Regions from separate parts of the Homo sapiens genome. Here all the other regions are linked to region 3. A link is a loop called in an ENCODE intact Hi-C map of the cell type or tissue named here. Cell type or tissue: sigmoid colon. All regions are shown on one strand. Each heading gives the region's core, and the rest is flanking DNA. Links, peaks and the distances in the headings are about the cores only. Region 1 has its middle 20 kb from the start of LINC00494. Region 2 has its middle 100 kb from the start of LINC00494. Region 3 has its middle 230 kb from the start of PREX1.

Region 1 (6,176 bases), core at 457-5,456, 260 kb before region 3:
TAAGTGACATGCAAAGGACTAATATCCAGAATCTGCAAGAAACTCGAACAAATCAGCAAGAAAAAAACCAATAATCCCATCAAAAGCAGGCAAAAGATATGAATAGATATTTCTCAAAAGAAGATATACAAATGGCCAACAAACATATGAAAAGAGGTCCAACATCACTAATCATCAGGGAAATGCAAATTAAAATGACAGTGAGATACCATCTTACTCCTGCAAGAATGGCCATAATTAAAAAGTCAAAAAACAATGGATGTTGGCATGGATGTGGTGAAAAGGGAACACTTTTACACTGCCGGTGGGAATGTAAATTAGTACAGCCACTATGGAAAACAGTATGGAGATTCCTTAAAGAACTAAAAGTAGGACTACCATTTGATCCAGCAATCCCATTACTGGGTAACTACCCAAAGGAAAAGAAGTCTTTATATGAAAAAGACACATGCACACACATGTTTATAGCAGCACAATTTGCAATTGCAAAGATATGGAACCAACCTAAATGTCCATCAACCAAGGAATGGATAAAGAGAATGTGGTATACCATGGAATATTATGCAGTTATAAAAAAGAATGAGATCATGTCTTTTGCAGAGACATGGGCGGAGCTGGAAGCCATTATTGTCAGCAAACTAATGCAGGAACAGAAAACCAAATACCGCATGTTCTCACTTATAAGTGGGAGCTGAATGATGAGAACACACGAACACATGTGAAGGAACAACACACACTGGGTCCTGTCAGAGGGTGGGGAGTGGGAGGAGGGAGAACATCAGGAAGAATACCTTAGGGATATTGGGCTTCATACCTAGGGGTGCTCTGTGCAGCAAACCACCATGGCACACGTTTACCTATGTAACAAACCTACACACCTGCACCTGTACCCCTGAACTTAAAATAAAAGTTGGAAAAAAAAATAAAGTATGGATTTCATCTTAAAAAAATAAAATAAAATGTGGTATATATACACAATGGAATACTACTCAGCCATAAAAAGGAATAAAATGATGTCTTCTGCAGCAATTTGGATGGAGCTGGAGGCCATTATTCTAAGTGAAGTAACTCAGGAATGAAAAACCAAATATCATTATGTTCTCACTTATAAGTGGGAGCTAAACTGTGAGGATGCAAAGGCGTAGGAGTGATATAATAGACTTTGGGGACAAGGGGGGAAAGTTGGGAGGGGCTGAGCGTTAAAAGACTACATACCAGGTCCAGACGGGGTGGCTCACGCCTGTAATCCCAGGACTTTGGGAGGCGGAGGCGGGTAGATCACGAGGTCAGGAGTTTGAGACCAGCCTGGCCAACATGGTGAAACCCCGTCTCTACTAAAAATACAAAAATTAGCTGGGTGTGGTGGTGCACCCCTGTAATCCCAGCCACTTGGGAGGCTGAGGCAGGAGAATGGCTTGAACCCAGGAGGGGAGGTTGCAATGAGCCAAGATCGTGCCATGGTACTCTAGCTTGGGTAACAAAGCAAGACACTGTCTCAAAAAAAAGAAAACAAAAAACAACAACAAAAAACTACATACTGGGTACAGTGTACACTGCTTGGGTGATGGGTGCACCAAAATCTCAGAAATCACCACTAAATAACTAATTCATGTAACCCAAAACCACCTGTACCCCAAAAGCTATTGAAATAAAAATTTAAAAAATTAAATTTAATTTAAAAAATTTCTCAGAAAAGAATAAGTGTCATGGGAACATTTTAGAGGTTATGAAAGAAACACAAAGAGAAGTGTCTCTCTTCAGGGAACCCTCAAGATGTAGACAGAGACAAGATTTTAAAATGTACAAGAAGGACGTATGTGTGATGTCACGGTGCCAGATGAACATGCTAAAAATTCCAATTCCCTGAGTCTCCATCTACAGAAAAGTGCTTCCATTATAAATGATGCATTTTGCTGTGGTTATACCCGCGTCTTCTGAAAAGTATGTGTTTTAATTAAGTATTCTTCCTTCTCCTGTAGATGTTAGAATTCCCAGTCAGTCTAAGTTTTGATGGTCCAGGCATCATCTACCACCGCTCGAGCCGAAGAATAAGAAGTCCTCAATCAATTTTGGTTGACAACCTAGCGACGCTGGGAAGCCTGGGAAGACAGATCTCACTTTGGGCTGGGAGGGTTACAAAGAAGGGGCGTCTTCATTTTGTGAGGAATCGTAATGTTCCCTTGCACATGGGCTGTATTTTCTCAGAAGCTGACACTGTTTTCGGGCAGGAGGCCCATGCATGAAATATGACTCACACTTCGTATCACAGCTGAGAGTGACCGCAGTGTGAACCTAAGATCAGTTCTCAATTTGTACCTGGTCAGATGCAGCTGCTGGAAAATTCCCAGTCCCTAACAGTCTAAAACGATTCGTAAACTCAAATAGAGAGAAAAGTGGAATCATCCTTCAATATTACTATCTGGACTCCCCCCAGCTCCCCGCCACACACACAAAGCCTGCCAGGTCTCCACACTGCGTTCATCTGAGCAGAATTTACAAGCCCCACAAAGGAGAACTCAGGCCACGACAGCTACCGGGCAGGGGACACAGATGGGCCAGGCAGTTGGTATTGTACAGACCTTGGCAACAAGAGGGTGTACACTGACCAAAAATTAATGCATCACAACTAGATTATTAGAATAACCCATGTTCACTTCACGCTGAGCATGAGCCCACTCATTGCTCCTCAGTCACAGCTTCCCTCCCTCCACTCCCTCATCACAAACCTCTCTCTCTCCTTAAATCTCCTCCTCCCTGCCTGCTTTACCAGGGCTCCAAAGCTCCCTCTCCTCCCCTGGCTGGTACCCGATGTGCCTGCAGCCAGGGGCACAAGTGTGGGGACAAGGTGCAGATGCTTCAGCTGGTCATTCCCCTTCTCCCTCTCCAATACCTGGACCCCTTCTCTGCCTGGGGCTCCCTGTCCCAGAACTGGCCCCTGAGAACTGTATCTCCTGGGCTCCCTGCCCTCTGGCATTCAGTTGGGGTTCAGCAAAAGGGAGGCTCCCCTAAAGGTTAAGGACAGGAGGGGAAAGGTTGGGGTGCCTCTTCTTTACTCTCGCTGTGGTGTGACCGCAGCCCTGTGGGCAGCCCCTTCCCTGCAGGAGTTTCCCAGGGTTGCCCATGCACTCCCCTCCACCTGCCCCTCCAGCCCTGGGCTCTGGGCAGCTCCCTCACTTGCTGGTCCCCAGGTGCTCCCAGTTTCCTTAATTCTGCCCCAAACCCCTGCCTTGCATGCCTGTGTTTCCCACCGGGACTAGGTGCGAAAGAATCTGCTAGACCAGAGCCCAGGAAACAATCAGGAACCGAGTCGCTGACCCAAAGGAGGCTCAGCAGAGAGGAACCTAAGTCTGCAGCCCTGGGTGCTGCGACTCTTCCTACCACAGAAACCAGCAACGCCGCACATGGCCACCCACATCCCCAGTCCTGCGCCTGCGCCTCATTGGCCCTGTGCACACATCGCCACGGGGTGCCCCACACCACAACCTGCCCTGAGGCTTGGCTCCTGCAGCTGAACCAGGCTACAGAGCAGCAGGGAGGGGTGCAAGCTCTCCTTGGAACCCTGGCTCAGCCCCTTCCAAGCTGTGTGGCTGTAGGGAGGTTATTTGCCCTCTCTGGCCTCAGTCTCCTCCCCTGTAAAATGGGTGGCATGATGGACCTGCCTCGTGGGGTGGGAGGGGGCTTCAGTGATATGCTGCAGGCACAGTGTTCAGATCCAGGCCTGCACAGGACGGGCTCAGTAAACCCGAGCTCTGGGGATTTTCCTGTGCCTGGGATGCCCTGCCCAGCTTGCCTCCCGCAGCCCAGGCCTCTCTGTAGACTATGCACACTGCACAGGTTTCTACCCTTCCGTATTCAATCTGCCCTCTGTATCTGTGGGTGGGTTCCACACCCATGGATTCAACCAACTGCTGATCAAAAATGTTTGAAAAAAAATGTGCGTCTGTACTGAACATGCACAGACTGTTTTCCTTGTCACGATTCCCTAAGCAATACCGTATAACAACTATTTACATAGCAGTTACATTCTGTTAGGGGTTATAAGTAATCTAGAGATGATTTAAAGTGCATGGGAGGATGTGCGTAGGTTATATGCAAATACTAGGCCATTTTGTATTAGGGACTTGAGCATCTGTGAATTTTGGTATTTGCAGGAGGTCCTGGAAGCAGTCCCCTGTGGATGGCGAGGGATGACTGCATATACATTTTCCTCAAGTCCCCCTGCAGCCCTCTTCCCTGCCTTTAAGGAAATTCCATGTCTCCCAGGCAGTGTCCACACCTCTGCCTCACCACCACTCACCCCGGCCCTCCCACTGGGCTTCCCAGCCCTGCTCCCCAGAGCCTTTCCTGTGGAGCTCCCTGTGCTCCCCACAAGGACCCGCCCAGTCCCTCCTGGGTGTCTGCAGAGGGTGGCCCTGGGGCCTCTTTCCTCCTTGTCTCCTCTCCTTCCTCTCTCCACCTAGCCAGGCCTTCTCAGCAACTTTTGTCATCTCATCCTCCTGCAGGGGGCCTAAATGCGGGTGTCCCTCAGGTTCCGTGGAGTCTGCCTTCTCATTCGCTCTGTTCCCCCTCCTGGGGGTCTCAGCCACCCTTGGGCCACAGCCACACAGGGGACTCCTTAGCCACACCAGCCAACCGCTCTCCTGGCTTCAGACCTGCAGGTCCACATGGCTGTCCCACGGCACCTTCAACTCAGCCCAATAAATTCACCCCCAAACGTAGGCTCTTTGGGGGTCACCACCTCAGTGACTGGTGACCCCGTCCCTCCAGGCCCATCCAGAACCCTGGGCAGCTCTCCCATCCCCTGTCCCTTCCTCTCCCTCTCGTCTCAAACCCAAGTCCTACTGAGTTGACTGCTAAATGGCTCTTGGCTCTGTTCCATTCCTTCTTCCTCTGCTGTCACCCTCCTAGCTCAGCTGACCGTCCTCTCTCACCCACATGATGGCTTCACCCACCTCACAGACCACCCTGGCCCTGGGCAGCCCCTCCTCCCCATTCCCCATACCATGGACAGAGGGACCTTCTGGCCACATCACATCCCTGCTAACCTCACTGAGGTCTCCCACTGCATTTAAAGACACCCCCCGTGCCACAACATGGCTGGAAAGGCCCTGCACTGTCTGCTCCTCCAGCCCCAACCCCTGCCTTCTTCCCTCGTCATCCTCACCCCAACGCTGCTTAAACCCCACTGAACTTCATTCAGTTTCTTCACTCTGCTGCTCCATCTTGCCTCCAGGATTTTGCACGTGCAGTTCCCCTGCCTGGGACTCTTCCCTGCTCTTTTCATCTGCCTGAGTCCTCATCATCACAGCAGCACACCCTCCTGGAAGTCTGTCCTGGGTTTCCTGCTCCTACCTGCTCCCATAACACCTGAGCTGCCCAAACACACAGATAAGCCCTGTGGTGTCACTGCTGGGTGCTTTCTCATTTCCATGAGCAAAGGACGGTGACCCCCTGGCCCACTGCCCAGGACAGTGCTTGACACAGTGCGGTGGGAGGAGGTCTCAGCAAGTGTCTGCAGAGTGAATTAAAGAATTATTTTATCCTCTGGGCTCCTCAGCTGGATCACGAGCTCCTGGGGAAGTTACTGGGGGCAACACTCTCCGGGCTCCCCTCAACAGCTCACAGTTCGCAAACATTTGACTGAGTGACTGAGTCAGCTCAGGCCCTGCAGTCTCTGGCTGTTTCCTTCCAATCGTGGTGAAAGTCACCCTCGAAGGCAGCCCTGGGGAGGATAGAAGGCAGCGCCTTCCCGTCACTGAGCCCATGGCAATCAGAGCCCAATGTCACCAGCGACTCCTGTGAAATTAGCAGTGACTTCACGCGTTGAGGGCATGGGGCAAATGCCACCACCTGTCGGTATTTCCATCGGGTCTACACCCAAGAAAGGGGGAGATGCTGCCTTTCTGAAGTAGGTTGTGCCTGAGGCGGCCTCAGCAGAGAGGAAATGTGTAGGCGTCCACAGCCAGCCCAGCCTGCTCAGAATCGCACCCACACTGAAGTTCTGGAGTTGGTGGCAGTGATTCCTCCTCCAGCTTCCCAGAGCCTTGGAGTGCACTTAGGAGATCAGCGAGGCCTCTGTGCACTGATGGAAGCTGGCTTCCCCAGAAATCTGCTGGAGTGAGGGCCTGTCAGGGGCCCTCCTGGCCGACGTTGACCAGGACTGGCCCAGGGACCAG
Region 2 (6,176 bases), core at 528-5,527, 340 kb before region 3:
TCATTATCAAAGTCCTAAGGTTCTTAGCCAGTGCATCTTCTTCATTCCGTCTTTCAGAGCGCTTTATGCTTGTCTGTTAAATTATTTCTAGGGCATTTAGTTGTATTATGAGGGGAAGAGTAGGGAAAAGTGAACCTGTACTATCTTGTTCCATAACTATAGGACGGTTTCTTTTAAAGCTAAAAATAGACTTACCATAGATCCAGAAATTGCACTTATAGGCCTTTATTCCACAGAAATAAAACATATGTTCATGTAAAAGCTTCTACAGAAAATTTCACAGCAACTTTATTCATAATGGCCCCACACTGGAAACTATACCAATGTCCTTCAATGGGTGAATGATTAAACAAACCCTGGAACATCCATAATGTGGAATATGTCAGCAATAAAAAGGAGAAATTATTGCTGCACACAGCAACCAAAATGAACATCAAGGGAATGATGCTTACTAGAAGAATAAGCCAACACCAAAATGTTACATGCTGTATGATTCCCTTTATATAACATTTTTGAAATTTAAAAAATTCTAGAGATGGAGATCAGTTAGAGGTTGCAGGGGGTTAGGGACTGGCTAGTGTGGTCCTAGAGGGAGGCAGAGGGACCCTTGAAGTGACGGGACAGTTCTGTAGCTTGACTATGGTGGTGGTTACTCAAAACCGCATATGTGATAAAATTGCATAACTGGTGAAATCTACATAAGCTCTGTGGATTGCACCTATGTCAATTTCCAGCTTGTCATATTGTACTTTAGTGATGCAAGATGTGATGATTGGGGGAGGCTGGGTGAAGGGTACATAGGACCTCCTTAAACAGTTCCTTGCCACTCTCTGTGGATCTAAGTTATTTCACAGTAAAAAAAAAAATTTAAAAAGCCAAAACAAAACAATATTGCTAATTTCCAACCACAAAATATTCCTTTTAAACTACCCCTGGCCCCATCTTCTCTCTCTGTCTCTGTTTCTCCATCTCTCTCTTTTCAGGCCACTGTGAAGACCTATTTGCACCAACCTGGAACTTTCATTTTTACCTTTTTTTTTGAGACGGAGTCTTGCTTTGTCACCCAAGCTGGAGTGCAGTGGTGCCATCTTGGCTCACTGCAACCTCTACCTCCCAGGTTCAAGTGATTCTCCTGCCTCAGCCTCCTGAGTAGCTGGGATTACAGGCACACACCGCTAAGCCTGGCTAATTTTTGTATTTTAGTAGAGATGGGGTTTTACCATGTTGGCCAGACTGGTCTAGAACTCCTGACCTCAGGTGATCGGACTCCCAAATTGCTGGGATTACAAGAGTGAGCCACTAAGCCTGGCCCAACCTGGATCTTTCTATCTGAGGTTCTGGGAGGGCTGGCAGAAAGTGGAAAAGGGGATAACTTTTTAGTGCCTGATTTGGTGGTATTTCATGTGAACTACCTTAATCATGGAGCCGATTCTCTAATCCTTCTGTTTATCAGTGGCCCCTGCCCCATCCTTTGGGAAACGTTCCAGGATGTTTGGCACTTAACACTGGGTACAAACTCCCCACCCAACAGCAGCCGTTCCTGGTGCCTTCAAACAAAAGGACATGGAATGGGGTAATATTATTTGGATAATTTTCAAAAATGCCCTACAAACGATAAGTGGATCAACAGATAGATTCCAAGCATCATGGGTATCCCTTTGGGTTGGCAATTGCAGCTGCGCATTAACCAGGTCCTTGGGATGATGGTTGAATGTGAGTTGTATCCTGGGCAGATAGACTCACAGATGTGCACACAAATGCACACACACAGGACACACATATGGACGCTTTGTGCTCCTCCAAGCTGGGCATTTTACAGTCAATTCATGGATCAGTCAATACATTTGGAAACTTAGTAGGTTATTAGAGTTTCAGAAAAAGTCTCAAGTTCAAATAAAATGTGTGTATGTGTTTGTGTGTGCATCTACTCACAGTCTTATCCACCCAAATCTCAGGTGCAGCAGTGGTGCCAACATCATGACTTTATGTACATAAACTTGGCCAGGGAAGGAAGGGACCTTAATGTGCAAATGTCCCACGTGCCATCGGTCAAGCCCACCACCTTCACCTTTCAAGTTTCTTATTAGAACTCTAGACTACACGCCTGACAGGCTGTCAGGTTGAGTTTCCTCTTCTGTATGACATGGGACAAGCAAAGTGGGGAGAACATCTTCTACAGGGTGAAATGTCTTCATCCTGTCTTCCTCACCCCCTTTGCCACTTAATGATTAGCTTTAATCTAACTAGAACCTTTTGGGGTTTCTGTAATGGGAGGCAGAGGTGCAGTAAGAAATCCCCTTTACTACCCAGTGAAATACAGGGGCGTCTCCAAGGGAAGCCCGTCTCACCTGCTTCCTGTCTCCCGCCGAGAACCTGCTCCAGCACAGCCTCCCAGTCTCTGCCCCAAAGGTGAGGGTGGGCCCTGTGGGAAAGAGACAGGGGACAGATGGAGGGGCAAGAGGGCAGGGGTCCCAACCTGCACAGAGGAGCAAACCTGCACCAGATTGAAACGTAAGCTGAATGTAATTACTTGGTTAATTAAATACTGACTTTTAACTCAAAAAGTGATTAAAACAAGCTGCAGAAAGACTGTCCAGAAGCGGGGCAGGGAATGAATCAAAGCTTTCAAGAAGAGGGAGGAGGAAGAGAGGGTTGTCACAGGCAGGTCTGGCTTGCTCTTCCTACTGTGTACTGGGCCTACTGCATGCAGGGGGTGTGGTCTTTGGTCTCTGAGCAGGTGAGGAATTTTGGACTGAGGCCAACATGCAAAGTAGGATTTCAGACTTCTTATATCTTTCCACTTCAGACCCCATCTCTTTTCCCAGTTGTCTGAGAGTACCAGGAGCTGCTGGTGCCTAGGAACCGGGTCCTGTTCATCCACGTTTCCTTGGAACAGAATGCAGTACCCGGCACGAGGAGGTGCTCCAGAAATGCTTGCAGAACAAATGAACAAATGACTACACAGTAGTATTATGCACATGTGTGTTCCGATGAGCACGTGTGCGCGTGTGTGTGTGTTCACTGTAGGCAGGAGCTGTGGGTCATGTGTTGTAGGCTGGTCTTAACTCACCAGCTCAGACACCCATGATGTCAGAGGATCTGTAAAACTCCCTGAGCCGTGTTTCCTCCCCATAATTCCCAGCAAACTCCCTGGTCCTCTGTATTCAAGGCCTCAGCCTGTTTTCCAGGTCCTTCTAGGCAGCTGGGGATGGCTGGCCCCATTCCAGAGCTCGGTGTCTGCCTGGGAGACTTAGGACCTTTAGAGCCTCAGATGTCCCCAGCCTGGGAAGTCACTCAGCCATGACTCAGCCGGGCCTGGATGGGGCTCAGCAGAATCCTCAGGACCCCCACGGCCTCCCAATGCTCCAGTCCCTGCCACCTCCACCCACAGCCTTTCTCCTCCCGTGTCCTTCGTCACCCATGACATCATCTTGTGCGATCATCCTGGCTGCACAATCAAGCCTTTCAAGCTCCTCACGCCACCCCAACTCTCTCCTTATTGTTGATTTAACCTCAAGGGGACCATTCTCTTGATGCTTCCACACCTCGCTTCTTCAGCCTGCAAATTCCTTGGCAGCCCTTTTGTGCAGAACACCCCCTGGTTCCATCTACCTTGCAAAGCTGGAGTTGCTGTTTTATTTCCTTGACTTATAGGCAACAACAAAAAAAAAAAAAAAGGAAAAAAATCACTCAGTGTGTATTTTTTAATCTCCATCAAGAGACTATAATACAACCTGTACCATTTTTGTCTGAGCACTTTCTGGCTGAGTTTGGGTTGTAGCAGATGGGATTTTATGAAGGTTGTAAAAGTCAAGCTCTCAGCATGTCAAACAAATCAGTGTGTGAAGGAGAAACATTAAAAGTAGGAAAAATGGCTGTGGCCTGGGATGCATTCGGAGGCTTTGGAAAATAAGCCCACAGACCTGGAGCACAGGTGGCCCCGAAATTTGGCTGAAAATTGCCTTTCAAGAGCAAAAGTTGCTGCAGTCACCCTCAAAGGATCATGATCTAAATTCTCTACTCCTGAGTGGGGACCGTGGTGCTCTGGGTTTAAAAATACAAATTCCAGCATCAACTATAACTATATAGTCTTATGGTTAATTCTGCTTGAGTTTTCACCTAGGCATAAGCTGTCTTGTATGTAGAACTGCAATCGCATTAGGAGAAAGGGATCTGTGTATGAGTCTTGAGAAATTATGGTAATAAAAAATGGCAGCATAACCACCATTAAGTCAGAAGAAAGATAATTACTTCTCATGCTGCCTCCCTGGGTGAACACACTGACACGGAGATGAATTCGCTTCAGCAAAACAGGACTAATCTCTGCAGCACGGTATCTATTCCATTACCCCCTGCTTAATTACATGTGATTGTAGCGTCTAATTTATACTGATACCCAATGCCCAATAGAGCACCTTCATGAAGAGTGGGTTAGTTGGGAGGTGGGAAATTTATAAACTGGTTTAATTGCAGTCATCTTTGAGCTGTTTTATGTGTGACCTCAGGGAGTGATGGTGGTTACTCTAAATTCTCACTAATGAAAGACAAGAGGGTTATGGCCAGTTAATATCACGGTTCTGAGAACACAGATAAAGGTGACAATTTGTCTGTTTGCTCTATAATTCACTAATAGTTATTTTCTGGATAAGTGGGCAGGGAAGATTGAACATGGGGATTTCACTGTGTGATGCAACAGAAGCATACAAGCAGCATTAGTATACACGTAAGTGAATATTAAAATGACTAAGGTGCCTCCAGGAAGCACAGCTATAGATCTCTATGGACAAGGTAAAGTACACGGATTTTTGGTGGACGAGAGTTTTCTTATTTATTATTATTATATGTATATATTTTGAGACAGAGTCTTGCCCTGTAGCCCAGGCTGGCATGCAGCAGCGTGATCATGGCTCGCTGCAGGCTTAACCTCCTGGGCTCAAGTGATCCTCTCACTTTAGCCTCCCGAGTAGCTGGGACTACAGACATGCACCACCACACCCAACTAATTTTGTATGTTTTGTAGAGACAGGGTCCCACTATGTTGTCCAGGCTGCTCTCAAACTCCTGGGCTCAAGTGATCTGCCCACCTCAGTCCCCCAAAGTGCTAAGATTACAGGTGTGAGCCAAGCACCTGGCCAAGAGTTTCCTAAAGGGGAAAGGCAGGATCCATCCTCCCATATGTGCAATTCCATTTAGGGCTCTTTTTGGGACAGCACACCTGGTTTTACAACTCCTTTCTAGAAAGTTCACTTATGAGCTGATTAATGGCAGTAATGATTTAGTGTAAGCAGAGCGCAGTAGCCCTAGGGCTGAGGTTCTAACCTGGGCTCTGTTCCCACTGGCTGGTAAATCCTTGGCTGACCTCCCCAGGCTTCCATTTCCGCATCTTGAGAGTAGTGATGATATCAGCGACACTGCAGGGACATTGTGTTGGATTGAGTGAGATGAAGGAGAGTATAAATGCACAGCACAGACCGGTTCTGAGCCTCCCATTTCAGAGCAGGAAGCCGGGCCTCCCCCTCGAGGATGCACTGAGAGAGGCCACTGTGAGATCTGGCAGAGGGTGTCTTGATGTCAGGTGATCAGAACACATGGCAGCCTTGGACATCTCTGATACGACTCCTGCTCATGGAGTCATTCATTTGACAGATGTTATTAAGTTAAGTACCAGATCATAGCAACCACAGGAGTTATAAAGAGGACATGTCACCTGCTTCAGGGGAACTTAGAGCCTAGGAGGTGAAACAGATGTAACAAGTGAACATGACAAAGTTTGCAGCAGGAGCTGCTGGTTGCTTACCTCTTCTTTGCTAATAAAAATGGGATCTGTTTGGGCAGCAACAGGTCCAGTTCAAGGGGAGAGAACAACCCTGTCAATCATGACAATCCCACAGGTGGGCACTTGAGCACTGCTGGCCAAGGAGCTGGAAGGGCCAGTCAGCTGGAGGCTTCTGGGAATATTTTTGTCCTTGCTAAAATGGGAGAAAAGTATTCTGATTTCTTTTCAGAGTTATTGAAAGCTGGAAAGAGCATAGCTCCCAACCCTCCAAAGGAAAAAACCAGACAAGCAACAAGTGCATGCCTTTTCCAGAGCCCAACAAAATCCTGAGGTTGCAGAGCAAACAACAGTCCCCAAATTTACAGAGAGAGAGAGAGGCACTTGTGGGGAGAGAAGAGCC
Region 3 (6,176 bases), core at 802-5,801:
TTTCTGTGGTTTACAGGAGCTTAACATAATAATTTTAATTAAAATTGACAGCACATATTCAGAGATTAAGAACATTAAAAACCCCATGTGGTTTTGAGACCTGTGTTAATATTACTCAGGAAAATATATTCTGAAAAAATAAAATATTACCATCAAAATAAAAAAAAAAACATATTACAAAGAATCCCATGTAGAATCCCCTTTGCCCAGCTTCCCCCAACAGCAGTTCCCTAACCTTTTTGGTACCAGGCACTGGTTTGGTAGAAGACAATTTTTCCACAGACCAGGGGGCAGGGGTAGGGATGGTTTGGGGATGAACTGTTCAACCTCAGATCAACAGGCATTACTTAGATTCTAATAAAGAGCATGAAACCTGGAGCTCTCACATGTGGAGTTCACAATAGGGTTCCCGCTCCTATAAGAATCTAATGCCGCTGCTGATCTGATGGCCACTCACCTCCTGCTGGGCGGCCCAGTTCCCAGCAGACCACGGATCAGTACTGGCCCGTGGCCCAGGGGCTGGGGACCCCTGCTCTGACTGACTAGGCCTGGGTCATGTGTCCTCCCATGGAACCAGAATTAGGATCAGCCTGAAAGTGGGGGACAAAAGATTCTCCAAGTGAAACTGGGCTACCGTCACCAGAAGACAGAGGAGAGACAGATGCTTAATGGGCACCAACCCCAGATCCGGAAGGACTCTGCCAGTGTGTTCAGGACAGGCTGCAGGTGAGAGGTCAGCTATTGTCACTGGCCAGTCAAGAAATGAACAAGGTGGGGGCAATTGTCCGTTAGGCCCAGAGGGAGCAGTGCTTAGGGCTCATGGCACTTGTAGGAGCCCACACAAATATTTTCATTTCTTTGAAAATCAGGGCCAGGTGCGGTGGCTCATGCCAATAATCCCAGCAGTTTGAGAGGCCAAGGCGAGCGGATCAGGAGTTTGAGACCAGCCTGACCAACATGGTGAAGCCCCATCTCTACTAAAAATACAAAAATTAGCCGGGCATGGTGGCGGGTGCCTGTAGTCCCAGCTATTTGGGAGGCTGAGACAAGAGAATCACTTGAATCCTGGAGGCGGAGGTTGTAGTGAGCCGAGGTGGCACCACTGCACTCCAGCCTGGGTGACAGAGCGAGCTTCCACCTAAAAAAAGGAAAAGAAAATCAGAAGAAAAAGTGACTATACTTTAGCCTGGATTATATTTGCTTTTATGCCAACATAGTCATAAAATATAAGTTTAATTTATTTCTTTTTAGGAAGAAGGGGCCCAGGAAGATGGACACAGTAGCCCTAGGTATTTGCTTGGATATGGTGGACAGAGAGAGGCAATTAGGAAGTTTCCCAAATTTGGATCCTGGCACCTAAAAGGATGGTTTGGTCATCTGAAGGGGGATGGGTGAAGAACTGAGTCTCAGCCAACTTAGTTGCAGGTGCTAAGGCGAGGATAGGATTATAGCCTTTGGGGTTTGGATCCTAGATCTGTGAGCACCAGAGTGACCTTGGGCAAGGCCCTTTACCTCCCTGAACCTCTTGTTCCCCATCCATACAATGGACAGAATAACTGGCATCTTTTCTGGATTGTCATGGGGATTACACGAAGCATCACATGTGCTTAGCAAAGGGTTCAGCATATAGACGGTGTCTAACAAATGGAGTCTGGGTATTAGATTTGGGAGACCTCAGAAGAGAATTTGATAAAGAGATTAGGACCAGAAATGAGATGACCTGAAGCTGTGAGCAAAGAGGGATTGTGCAAGAAAGCAGTTGAGGAGAGACAAGGAGGCAGAGGTCCCAGGACATGAGCCACTGAGGACCCTAGGAGGGAGACAGTTAGCACAGGTGGTAAGAAAGGAGGTGTATCCTGGCCTCAGGATCTTGAAAGCAAAGGGAATGATGGGCATCAGGAAGCTGGAGGTTATTACCAGGGTCTGAGTGGTGGAGAAAGGTTCTGGGGGAAAGAAAGATAAAATCGATATCTGTGCTTTTGTCTGAGCAGTTTCTAAGCCCCATCCTTTTCATTCATTCACTTGTTCATTCATCTATGCATTCTTTCAGCCAGCAAATATTTACTGGGCCTGGAGTGGTGGTTCATGCCTGTAATCCCAACACTTTGGGAGGCCAAGGTGGGTGTATCACTTGAGTCCAGCAGTTCAAGACCAGCCTGGCCAACATGGTGAAGCCCCATCTCTACTAAAAATACAAAAATTAGCCGGGCGTGGTGGCGGGTGCCTGTAGTCCTAGCTACTTGGGAGGCTGAGACAGCAGAATCACTTGAATCCTGTTGAACATGGCGAAATCTTGTCTCTACAAAAATTAGCTGGGCATGGTGGTATGTGCCTGTAGTCACAGCTATTTGGGAGGCCAAGGTGGGAGGATTACTTGAGCCTTCGACGTGGAGGTTGCCGTGAGCTGAGATAGCACCACTGCACTCCAGCCTGGGCGACAGAGTGAGACCCAGTCTCCAAAACAGACAAAAAAAAACCCACAAAACAAATAGTTACTGGGATCATTTCATTGTATGTTGGTCACAAGGTCACCACTTATGCAGTCTCTGCCACAGGGCCATCTGGAGCTCTCCTGGTTCCCACCTGTCCCAAGTCTGCTTCTCAGGCTTAGCTGATCATCTGAGCCTCCTTTCTGCATCCAGTAAACCCCATCGGCCTCAGTGAGCCAGATCCAGTTTCTGTTGCTGGAAACCAAAGAACCCGACTGGATAGCTCCCCCCCACACACAGTGCATGTGTTTTGTAGGGGAATGACTCCTACAGTCTACTTCAGGGTGGGCATGTCGCCTAAGCCAGGCCAATCAGAGCAGCCAACAGTCAGTGGGCCTCACTCTAGTTTACTGAGAGTCACTGGGATATTGCTGGAACTCTCACAAGGGAGAAAGTGTCTTTCCACTGGGCTTTGCTGAGCTGGTAGGATAGCAGACCAGAGTTGATGGGGGCCATCACCATCACTGTGAGGGAAGAGCTTTCCAGGGGATGAAGTCAACAGCAAAAATCACAGATGAGAAAGGGAGACAAATGCTTCATAGTATCACTAGAGCTCCTAGATCCAGCCTCTCCTGAAACCCCTAGACTTTCCCACTGCTGGGCCAATGATGTCCCATTTTGACTTAAGTCAGTGGAATTGGGCTTACATCCTTTGCAATCAAAACACGCTTCTGTTTAACACAGAGACTACAACACCCTGAAACAAATTGCAATCTCCGCATTTCTTCATGGACAAATGGTGTAACTAACTAAATGTGAGAACGCAGCGCACAGCAGTGCCTCCGTACCTGTCACTCACCTTTCAGTCCCCTAGGAGGACTCAGGCATGAGCTTGCCAGCCAGAAAAAAGGAAGGAAGCTGCAGGCTATTTCTCAAATTCACATTCCAAGGTGAACAACAGGAGCCTCACCTCCCCCTGCTCGCTAAACTCACACACATTCCCACATCAGCTTTTCATCACAGTATCGGGCCACCCAAAGTATTCCAAAATAGACCATCTAAATTCTAAGAAGACAAGCAAAGCCAGTGTTAATGAAATGTATAATGCCTGTTGTAGCTCACAGGTTAGTTTTACATCAAGTTTATGGGCCTGGAGCAGTACATTTATAATGTATGATGTGTGCATGTTTACTACATTGGCGCACCCACATATAATCAACGTGGACTAGAGATTTATGGCCATCTTTATAAGACTTGGAGTATAATTTCATTACTTTTAAATATTTACAGAGGCTGAAAGTTGTAACTTTCCTTTTATGGCGTAGTGTGGGATACTGTGGTCCTGTCTGTGATGTGTTTAATACTCAGTCCTCATTTAGAAAAACCCCGAGGACAGCCCTGGGCCTTTTGGGGACAAGCAGCTCTCTGAGGACCCCACAGGAGGCCCTGGGGAGGAGGAGGAGTTCTGAGCAGACATGAACCCCAGTGGGTGGGCGGGCAGGTCTGTCTCAGGGCTCAGAGGAGACCCTTCCCTGTGACCCAGAAGCTCAGAGGAGACTCCTGGGAAGAGGCAGGACTGGGCTGAGCCTGGAAGGGCAAGTGGGGCCTTAGGAAGGGAGCAGCTGGGGGGCGGGGCTTCCCAAGAGAAACCACATGATGCTGTGGTCGACGTCCCCAAGCTCTAAGTCACTCAGGTTTCATGCTGTTGTGTCTCCATAAATCTTCCCCAGACAGAGTAGAGAAAGAAGGACAAAGCATAAATCCACAGAAGTTGGACGATCCTTATTTTGGGAGGGAGAGTCTAGGTCAATGTCTGGTTCTGGATGCATGGTTGTAAGCAGGAACTGTAGGGAGGCACTGGTGACATGGGTGGGATCAATACGCAGCTCTCTCCAAAGGATCTGAGTGAACCCATTGAAAAAGACCCCTCCCACATCCCAGTGGTTTCCACAGTGACGAAAGGAGACTAAAGGTTGTGTGTGTGTAAATTAGCAGCAGAGTCAGCTGCAAGTGACAATAAACCCATTATAAATGTGCCTTAGGGAAGACATAAAATGATTTGCCTCTGTGGTAAGCAAAGCCCAGAAGTAAGTAGCCAGGGCTGATGGAATAGCTTCACTTGGAAAAAGGATTCAGGCACAAACCAGTTATTCAGTCAAGCACAACGCATTACACACCTCATAATTCAATATGGCTGCTTGAGCTCCAGCCATCACACTCACATTCCACTTAGCAGTGGGGAGGGAGGTGCAGAAACATGTGTTCCTGTTCCCTGAAGACACTTTCTGGAAATTACACATGGCCCTTCTGTTCCTGTTCCATTGACAACACCTTAATTACACATTCACATATATAATCGCAAGGGAGGCTGAGAAATGTAGTCATTATTTTGGGTAGCTATGTGCCAGCTGAATTCTTTCTTCCTGAAAGAGGAAAGGGAGAACAAAATTGGAGGAAGTCAGCAGTCTCTTCCATTCTGTACATGAATGTTTGCACAGGTGAGGCCCCTAGGTGTATTGTGGGAATGTGTCCACACCTGTGTTGGAAGCATTGTTCACCATCAGTTATTAAGCATCCACTCAAGAAATTCTGCTGTGTAAGAAAATGCATGGATAATAAATGCATATGGGCCATGGATTCTATGGAAATAAATATATGTATACGAATAGATATGGGTATAAGTGTAATTGTGTATGCTCATGCTCACATATGTATTCCCTAATTTGCTTATTTATTCAGCTAGTATTTCCTGAGCCCCTACTATGTGTCTGGGACTGTTTCACACACTTGTGATTTAGCATGGTAACATGGCAGTCAAGGTCATTGATCTCATGAAATTTAGTCTATTGGAAGAGATGGACAAAACCCAAGTACATGAATAATCAAGTAAGATAATATCATCATGACATTTGTGTAATGAAGAAAATAAACAGTGTGGTGCTTTAGGGATCAATGGGGAGAACAGGGTGCACCCATGACGGACAGGAGGGTTGTGGAGGGTGTCCCTGAGGAGGTGACATTGAAGAAAACCCATCGGCCCAGGTACCGCCAGGCATTTGTTTCCAGCTCACTCCCCTTCTCAGAGCTCCAGGCGCTGAGCTCCAGATGCCACCAAAGTTTATTCTGCCCCAGGTCCACGTGGCCCAAGGGAAGCTCCTGTTTCTCTTGCACAACCTGCCCCTCCCTCCCTCAGGCTGCCTCATGCAGCCCGTGGATGCACTATGTACTGAATGCTGGAGGGGCTGGGTAAGGAGCAGTCCAGGCAGAGAAAGCAGCAGTGCAAAGTCCCTGGGGCAGGAAAGACAATCCTCTAGTGGAGGATAGAAAGGAGGCCAGGGCACAGCCAGCCCCAGGTGACCCTGAAATGAAGGAGCCAGGTGAGCCCCAACACCACCCTGCTGACCTCCCACTGGGACTCCCCACTGGGGGGACACATCAAGAATCAGAAGCAAGGGAGCCTTGTGGTGTGGGCCACCTGGTCAGCCTGCAGGTCACAGAGAAGGGGAAGGTGGGGAGAGGACCCGGAGGACAAAGGGCAGTCATGTGGCACAGGCTGGGGCCAAGGCCGGGGCGCTGGCATTCATTCTGAGTCAGGTGGGAAGCCGTGGGGGCAGCAGGCAGAGAGATGACAAGGCCTGACTTGCAGGTTTAAAGTGTCCTGTCTTTGCCATGGAGACAGTAAACTGCAGAGGCCCCGGGTGGAGGCATCTGCGGTGACCCAGGGAGAAGTGATGGGGGCTCTGCCTA

What was found. Peaks named below come from ENCODE experiments on the same cell type or tissue, not always from the same donor. Only the 100,000 strongest peaks of a DNase experiment are listed, where the experiment ranks them.
Region 1: it touches region 3 in a loop (3-fold over the local background); 1 of 110 quality-filtered maps calls a loop at or near these places.
Region 2: a loop joins it to region 3, with 2.3 times the contacts of the local background. A loop is called at or near these places in 1 of 110 quality-filtered maps.

The regions. Positions count from the first base shown.
Region 1 is chr20:48,337,047-48,343,222 of GRCh38, forward strand. No RefSeq gene overlaps it. Among named protein-coding and RNA genes, the nearest start is that of LINC00494, 20 kb to the right of the region's middle. RefSeq lists enhancers at 2,370-2,419, 2,530-2,639, 2,950-3,039, 3,100-3,149. In sigmoid colon, for the core only: no CTCF peak of the experiment used is centred there; a DNase peak (open chromatin) is centred at 2,345; H3K4me3 peaks cover 669 bases.
Region 2 is chr20:48,257,249-48,263,424 of GRCh38, forward strand. No RefSeq gene overlaps it. Among named protein-coding and RNA genes, the nearest start is that of LINC00494, 100 kb to the right of the region's middle. RefSeq lists an enhancer at 2,837-3,337. In sigmoid colon, for the core only: no CTCF peak of the experiment used is centred there; a DNase peak (open chromatin) is centred at 3,254.
Region 3 is chr20:48,592,078-48,598,253 of GRCh38, forward strand. No RefSeq gene overlaps it. Among named protein-coding and RNA genes, the nearest start is that of PREX1, 230 kb to the right of the region's middle. In sigmoid colon, for the core only: no CTCF peak of the experiment used is centred there; no DNase peak of the experiment used is centred there; H3K27ac peaks cover 1,247 bases.